Regions from separate parts of the Homo sapiens genome. Here region 1 is linked to region 2. The links are chromatin contacts, found by Hi-C in ENCODE. All regions are on one chromosome and are shown on one strand. Each heading gives the region's core, a stretch centred on a gene start or an enhancer-like site at or near the end of the contact. The rest is flanking DNA. Distances are from core to core; before and after follow the strand shown. Region 1 holds the start of HCFC2 (host cell factor C2). Region 2 holds the start of NOPCHAP1 (NOP protein chaperone 1).

Region 1 (4,156 bases), core at 985-3,484, 920 kb before region 2:
TCCTGACCTCAGGTAATCTGCCCTCCTCGGCCTCTCAAAGTGCTGGGATTACAGGTGTGAGCCACCGCACCCGTCCTGAGAATTCCTTTTTAAAACATAGAGAGTTATCTCTCAAAAAAAGCTTAGATAGATGAGAAGGTGGAGAAGCATGCTGAGGTTTAAGGGAGTTGGGTGAATGAGGCATATAAGAGAAATTGAAAATGGTAAAATAAGAGGAAAAAAGAGTTTTAGGAAATTTACTATACAGTGTCTGTGTTCTCCTTTGAGTACCTCTTGAGAATCTGAGGTAGGGATTTAAATTGCTTTCAATTTTTTCTTCCACTGGACTTGTATCTCTTATTTATCTCTCTTTAATAAAAATAGAGATGGGATCTCACCATCTTGACCGAGCTGGTCTCAAACTCCTGGGATCAGTGGATCCTTCTGTCTCAGCCTCCAAAAGTGCTGGGATTACAGGTGTGAGTCACCATGCCCAGTCCTTTTTCAATTAAAATTTTAAAAAATAACTTGTATTGTGGATATTTAAGATATACAATATGAAGTTGATATCATATAGACCAGGGGTCCCCAGTCCCCAGCAACCAGTCCTCGGCCTGTTCGGAACCCCCATGACCTTCCTGAGCTCTGCCTCCTGTCAGATCAACCGCGCATTAGATTCTCATAGGAGCTCGAACCCTACTGTGAACTGCCCATAGGAGGGATCTAAATTGTGTACTCCCTATGAGAATCTTATGCCTGATGATCTGAGGTGGAACAGTTTCATGCCAAAACCATAGCCCCCATCCCCTTGCCAAGTCCATACCACCCACTCCCCTGCCAAGTCCGTGGAAAAATTGTCTTCCATGAAACCGGTCCCTAGTGCCAAAAAGGTTGGGGACAGCTGAAACAGGCAGTCACAAGGTTACTATAGTGAAGCATATTAACATATCCATCATCTCATATAGTTACCACCAACCCTTTTTGTGTCTCTGTGGCAAGAGTGGCTAAAATCTACTCATTTGGCATGAATCCCATATGCAGTGCAGTTTTATTCCTAATGGACTTGTGTGATTATGTGTAGGACCAAATCACAGGGCAGCTAGGCCTTATTAAGTGTTGCATTGGCTGGGTGCGGTGGCTCATGCCTGTAGTTCCAGCACTTTGGGAGGCCAAGGCAGGAGGATCACTGGAGCCCAGGAGCTCGAGCTTGCAGTGAGCTCTGATCGCGCCACTGCATTCCGGCAACAGAGCCAGACCCTATCTAAAATAAATAAATAAAAATAAAGAGTTGCGTATGACTGCTACCAGAGGCAGTATGGTATAATGGTTGGATATGACTGCTATCAGAGGCAGTATGGTATATGATATAAGGGCTTGGGGGTTCTGGAATCAGAAGCCCTGTGTTGGAATCCTGGCCCCAGTCTTTTTTTTCAACACCTCTCCTTTGTGTCCATCAGAAAATTACCTTACTGCACTGTGCCTCATTTCCCCGTCCATGAAAGGGAGATAACAGGAGCCACCACACTGGATTGCTGGATGGATTACATGAGTTAATACACATGAGGCACTTAGGGCATGCCAGGCTGTGGACAGCCCTCACTTGTTAGCTAGCAATGAAACAGAAACCTAGAAAACCATCTCTCCTCTGCTTAAGCCAAACAAACCAAAAATACCTCTTGTGGCTCACGGTTCCCAAGCTTCCTGGCATGGCTCCGCACAAAGCTGCCTTCGGTTCGCCCGGCAGGCTTTGTAGCGACCTTCCCTGCCCGGGTCCCAGTCACGGTCGGGAGCAGCCGCCGTGGCCCGGGCTCGCGAGGCAGGCTCCCGCCCGCACCCTCCCGTGCGAGGTCCCCGCCCTGCGCTCCCAGCTCTTCGAACCTCTACCCGAGCTTCTCTCACGTTGCTTGTGAGACTGCCTCGCCCACACATCCTAGATGCTCAATTAAAGTGGACGTAAAGGAAGATGCTGTGGCTTCTTCCCAAAATACCGAACGGGAGGCTCTGGGTGGGGATGGGAGACGTGGTCAGTGGGAAGCGTCCTTCCACCCTAAGGTGCGTTGCTCCGGGTGGCCGCTGGCCAAGTCGCCTGGGGTGGGGGCGGGGCTCCCCTGTCAGGACCCCCCTTCCCCAGCGTCTCTCCACTGCCCGCGGGCCTCCAGCCTGGCCGCCGGCGCCCGCGGCCACGTGACCCCAGCACAGCTGGAGGCGGGTCCCCGCCCTCCCCAGGGAGCAGCCGGTTGAGGCGGGAGCGGTGCATTGTGGGCAGAGGGGCGGGGGTTGGGAAGATGGCGGCTCCCAGCCTCCTCAACTGGAGGCGAGTTTCTTCCTTCACGGGGCCGGTCCCCCGCGCCCGGCACGGACACCGAGCGGTGGCCATCCGGGAGCTGATGATCATCTTTGGAGGGGGAAATGAGGGCATCGCGGATGAGCTGCACGTCTACAACACGGGTAGGCGCGGCGGCGGCTCGTCGGCCCCGCCTGCTGGAGCTGCGGAGGGGGAGGGGAGGCGAGGCGGCGGCCGCGGCCCTGACAGCTGTCACCGCCCGGTCACTGCTTCCTTGGGCGGGCGGCGGGGAGCGCGGCTCAGCCGGGCAGCCCGGGTCCGGCAGCTCTGTCCCGGACCGCAGCTCAGGATCTCCGGGGCCCTTGGGGCGCAACGGACCCCGAGCGGGGCGCACCGGCCTTCAGGCGGGGGATCCCGGACGCCCCCACCCCAGCCCGACAGGCGGACGCAGGCGACAGAAGACCATGTCCAACCGCCTGGGCCACTCCCCGAAATCTCGCCTCTGTCAAAAAACAAAACCCACTCCAAACCAAAGTTCCTTAGGGCCTTTCCCGTCTTTGCCTGCCTTCCTTCCTTAGGAGGAAGACCATCTAGGGGGTGAGGAGGGAAAACGAGAGGCCTTCTGGCACTCTCGCCTCAAATACAACCCGGTGTTTGGCAGGTAACGGTCAAGAGCCCCTCCGTGAGCCGCGCTCTAAAGCGGCGGGGACGTGGTGAGGCGGCCTTGTGTCTGCATACTCGGTGTGGACGCCCTTCTGGACTGGCCCTCGGAAAGAGGACTGTCATAACTTGAGCACCACTGCAGATCACAAGTGCCCCTGGGCAGGGAGCCCCTATCTTTGAGGACCTCTGTGGAATAGAAAGGAAACTGGATTTAATTTTTTTTTCCCCTTGTAAATGCTCAGGCTGTCACAAGAAATCTGTTTGGTGTAAAGACAGTGATGGAATTTTGGGTCTACTTCATGACCGATAACTTTTCTTTGATCAAACAACTTAATCACAGGAATAATTTGAAGGTTAACAAAATAGTGGAGTCTGAGAAGTTTTATTTTTTTCACCCTCTCCTCCTCCCAGCGCCCCAGCATATGAAGGTAAAAAGTTACTGACACTTTGGTCTTAGTGTAAAATCCCTGGCTTTGGAACAAATTAGACCTGATTTGAATCTTGCTCTGCCGGTTGCCCAGGATCAGCGCTAAAGTTACCAAACCTTTTTAAGCCTCACAATTTTCAGTTGTAAAATAGAGATTTTTATACTCACCCAGCAGGGCGTTTTGTAAGAATTAAATGATACAGATCAGGGTTTTTCAACAGCAGCACTCTCGACCTTTTGGGCCAGGTAATTCTTTGTTGAGGTTGGGGGAAGCTGCCCTGTATTGCCCTGTACATTGTAAGATGTTTGGCAGCATCCCTGCCTCTACCTACTAGATGCCAGTAACAGCCCCCTCCAGTTGTGACAACTAAAAATGTCACCAGACATTACCAAATGTCTTCTGGGGGGCAGAATCATCCCCAGTTGAGACCCACTGATATTGATGATATATATTTGCTGATAGTATATGATAACCGTTGTTTGTTATAATCGGTTTTCATTTTATTTTGGCAACTAGCTACGAATCAGTGGTTTCTGCCAGCTGTTAGAGGAGATATCCCTCCAGGCTGTGCTGCCCATGGATTTGTCTGTGATGGTACCAGAATATTAGTATTTGGGGGAATGGTTGAATATGGAAGATACAGCAATGAGTTATATGAGTTACAAGTAAGTGTATTTAATATTGTTTCATTCTGAGGCTTTAATAATGATATTGTTCATAATTTTTCAAAAGATTGCAACATTACTAACATTGTTTAACACATTTTAATATTATTCAAGTAATGTATTATTCAAGTAAACTA
Region 2 (4,153 bases), core at 190-2,689:
GAATGGGAGAAAATATTTGTAAATCATATATCCGATAAAGGGTTAATATCCAGAATATATAAATAACTCCTACAACTCAACAACAAAAACACAAATAACCAGATTAAAAAATGGGTAAAGGAGTTGAATAGTCATTTCTCCAAAGAAGATATATAAATGGCCAACAAGCCCATGAAAAGGTGTTCAGCATCACTAAATCATTAGAGAAATGCAAACCAAAACTTCAAGATATCACTTCACACTCACTGGGATGCTCACTGTCAAAAAGAAAGAAGCAACCAAACAGAAAAAGGAAATATTGACAAGGATGTGGAGAAATTGGAACTCTTGTGCACTGTGGGAATGTAAAATGGTGCAGCCACTATGAAAAACTATACGGAGGCTTCACAAAAACCTAAAAAGTAGAATTACCCTATTATCCAGTAATCCCATGTCTGGGTATGTATCCCAAAGCATTGAAAAGCAGGGTCTCTAAGAGATATTTGTACCACCATGTTCATTGCAGCAGCGTTCACAATGACCACGAGGTGGAAGCAACCAGCACGCCTGTTGAGAGATCAATGGTAAGAAAATGTGGTATATACATACAATGGCATATTATTCAGGCTTAAAAAAGAAGAGAATCCTGTTATGTGCTACAACATGTCTAAACCTTGAGGGTATTATTTTAAGTGAAATTAGTAACAAAAAGGCAAGTACTGTATGATTCCACCTACATAATGTATCTGAAGTAGTCAAGCTCATAGTAACAGAAAGTAGAACGATGGTAGCTGGGCATGATGGCTCACGCCTGTAATCCCAGCACTTTGGGAGGCCAAGGTGGGTGGATCTCCCGAGGTCAGGAAATCAAGATCAGCCCGGCCAACATGGTGAAAACCCGTCTCTATACAAAAATACAAAAATTAGCCGGGCGTGGTAGTGTGCACCTGTAATCTTAGCTACTTGGGAGGCTGAGGCACCAGCCTGGGCGACAGAGCAAGGCTGTTTCAAAAAGAAAGAAACAAAGAAGAAAGTAGAATGGTGGTTACCAAGGGACTGGAGTAGGGGTAAATGGGTATAAGGTTTCAGTTTTGCAAGATGAAAATGATCTAGAGGTCTGCCACCACTGAATTGTACAACTAAAAATGGTTAAGATGGTAGATTTTGTTACGTGTTTTTTCACCAATTAAAAAAAAATTTAATAAAAAAGGATAAAGAGGAGGGAAGCCTAATGTTATGCTCTTTATGCCCGAATTTGGCGAAATCGAGCCTTGCCCGCTGTTTTTTCCTATGACAGTGTCTGAACCTTTCTTTTTCCCAGGAGTAGGAATGGCCCCTGCTCCCGCGCAGCCTCCAGGCTGCACCACGCTCGCCCCGCCTCTCTCTCCGCTCCTTACTCCGCCCACCGCAGTTTCCTCCAATCGCGGCCCTCTCCCCGCCCCCTTACCCGAGCCTTTTTCCTGCATCCGGGCCTGAGAGTGCAGGCTTGAGGGAAGCATGGAGGTCCATGGCAAGCCCAAGGCTAGCCCGAGTTGTTCGTCGCCCACCCGGGATTCCTCAGGAGTCCCAGTGTCCAAGGAGCTGCTGACGGCGGGAAGCGACGGCCGCGGAGGTGACGGACGGGTGACGGCGGCATGGGCCGCACACGTGCGGCAGAGGAGGCGCGGCCGGTGCAGTTTGGGAGCCGGCCGGTGGCTCCCTGCCCGGGCTCCGTACCCTCGAGGGGAGCCCCGGGGACTGCTGCGGGGCTCCGGCGTGCCCTGCCCGCGGCAGGGGTGGGGGCTTTGGGGCGGGCACCCGGCTGCGGGCCCGGAATGGTTTCCCCAGCTAGTGGTTCTTATATTCTGCAAGGTAGTGAGCGCCCACCCTGCCAGGCGCCGCTGCCAGGCATCTGCCCTGCCCTGGAAGCTGGGAAGCTCTCGAGTTCTTTTGGGGAAGGGAGGGCTTTTGGTTTGGCTGCCTGGGTCGGAGCAGTTGGCTGATAGGGGGAAGCGGAGTAATATTATGCTAACAGTCCCTACCTCTTTCACACCCACACAGACCACCCCTTAGTGCTGCTGTCTTGTAGAGGGAGACATGCATCCAGGAAATCCACACAGCATTTCAGACACTATAGGTAGAATTTAAAAGCACGAGTTCGAATCCCAGCTCCACTAGTAATTAACTGGTGGGACTTAGAGTTATTTTCATTCCCTAAGCCTCAGTTTTTGCATTTGGAAAATGGTGATAGTAGTAATGCCTGTAGAATTTTTGTGAGGAGGAGAATGCCTAAAAAGGCTTGGGCATGTTGTCAGTAAATACTAGCTTGAAGAAAAGGTTTTGTGAGAACCCAGAGATTCCGAAGGAAGTATAATAATGATAACCAAAGCTTATGTAGTCCTTACTATGTATGCCCCAGAAACTAACTCATCTAATCCTCACAACAACCCTTTGCAGAAAATCTGTTATCTCTGTTTTATAGTTGAGGAACCTGAGACATGATTTATCATACAGGTAATTTACCTTCTGGAGATCATGTGGCTAGAAAGTAGCAAAACTGGGACTTGAATTCAAGTAGTCTGGCTCCAGACTCTGTGCTCTGATCACGAATCCAGTAGGCCTTAAGTAGTAGGCATTCAATGGATGTTTGTTGCGGCTCTGCTTTGCAGGTGAACAGGATTTGTTTTTTAACCAGAGAGTTAAGGGATTTTCCGGGTATTAGAAATAGGGTGTGCAAAGCCTTGAGTTTTGTACGTTCCCCTCTTGGAACTCTGATGGGATAGAGAGTTGGGATGATTTGAGTAGTGAGAAATGAGGCTGGAAAGGTAGAGTGGGTGACAAAATCCCCAAAAGGCTGCTTTCCTTGGGTTGAACGTCTTCAGGGAAGGGGAAATACCAGGCAAGCATGTTTTACTAATGAAGAAACAAATGCTTGAAGATCAGGTAAGTTGCCCAGTGTTACACAACTAGTAACCATTTCTGGCTTCACTTAACCATTGTTATGCTCTGTACTGTTTCCTCCGTTCTGTCATTGCAGACCCACGTTTGTCTGCTAATGAATTTCTGATCCAGAAAAGTGCAGATTGGTGTGCATTTATTACCTGCCATTGGTGATAGAGGTGAATGAGACAGATGTAAGAAAGGAGAGGTGGCTGGCTGTACATAAAGAATTAAAATGTTGTAATGGAGCTTGGAGTTCTCCTTTAAAAAAAAAATTTTGGGGGAGTGTGGACAGTCAAGTCTTAAGACTGGTCATGTGAGAGGCTTACTGATGGGCCTTTGTTTTTTTATGCTGTAGTAAATTAAGGGTGTTTGTGTGTCTGTATTTTCAGGTATATGGGACAGGTTGCTCATCAACTCCCAACCTAAGTCCAGAAAGACCTCCACTCTTCAAACAGTTCGGATAGAGAGGAGTCCCTGTAAGTACCTCTTCCCCTCTCTCACCCTCTCTAATGCTGAGTTTTGTCTGATTAAGCTGTGGGACGGTCTCTGCCTTCATTGTCAGGTATCAAACCACAGATAGTCCAGTGGAACAAGTCCTACTTGGGATTTACATGATAAAGTCAGTACACAGAATGGAACTTCTTACATTATTTCTCTACTTTAAGAGGGTAACTTTTTCGTGAAAAATTGCTTGTGGGTTGAATTTTGGGAAGTCAAAAACAATTGTTAATCTCCATGGCAAATTTATTTAGAGGTTACTGAGCCTCAAACTTAATATATATGGATGGAAAACCACAACCACATCCCATTGAATTGGACACAATTATTTAAATGATAAATATTACTTAGAATACAGCATAATGGCCAGTTCTCTTTATTATTCTGTAGTATTGCTGTACTGCACATTCATAAGTATGTCCCACACTCAGACTTTATTACACGAATGCCCTCTATGTAATTCACTCTTAATATTAAAAAAAGGCAAAAATTCAATAAAAACAATGTAAATAAGCATGAAGGTAATGAAGGTATCACATCAATAAACTAAGAAATCATGAGTACTCTGAAAGGAGAATTTAACTGTAGCATCATTACTGTAGCACTAAATCTACAATAGCTGAAATGACCATATGGTGGCTGCCCATCCAAAAACCAGTTTTTGTGGATATAGGTTTTTGTTTTGAGGGATTACATACCTAGGAGTGGAATTGCGGGTATATAGAAGGTGTAATTTTTTTTTTTTTTTTACGAA

Evidence for each region. Hi-C counts contacts between places; a loop is a spot of excess contacts on that map. Pooled maps may share reads with other maps.
Region 1: a loop to region 2 is called in a pooled map, with 8 times the contacts of the local background. The contact joins the promoter of HCFC2 here to the promoter of NOPCHAP1 in region 2. A Hi-C loop is called at or near these places in 6 of 50 pooled maps.

What each region holds. Positions count from the first base shown.
Region 1 is chr12:104,062,297-104,066,452 of GRCh38, forward strand. HCFC2 (host cell factor C2) reads left to right here and starts at 2,235. Exons shown (of 15, transcript NM_013320.3): 1 at 2,235-2,427; 2 at 3,871-4,019. The coding sequence starts at 2,265. It also overlaps a transcript of GLT8D2 not described here. RefSeq lists an enhancer at 269-438, a cis regulatory region at 354 and silencers at 1,762-1,921, 1,931-2,100, 2,082-2,251, 2,472-2,611.
Region 2 is chr12:104,984,877-104,989,029 of GRCh38, forward strand. It overlaps NOPCHAP1 (NOP protein chaperone 1), which reads left to right and starts at 1,440. Exons shown (of 4, transcript NM_152318.3): 1 at 1,440-1,591; 2 at 3,291-3,377. The coding sequence starts at 1,477. It overlaps LOC105369952 (a long non-coding RNA gene), which reads right to left and starts at 1,494. Exons shown (of 2, transcript XR_007063436.1): 1 at 1,427-1,494. RefSeq lists enhancers at 1,094-1,606, 1,607-2,117 and a silencer at 1,670-1,919.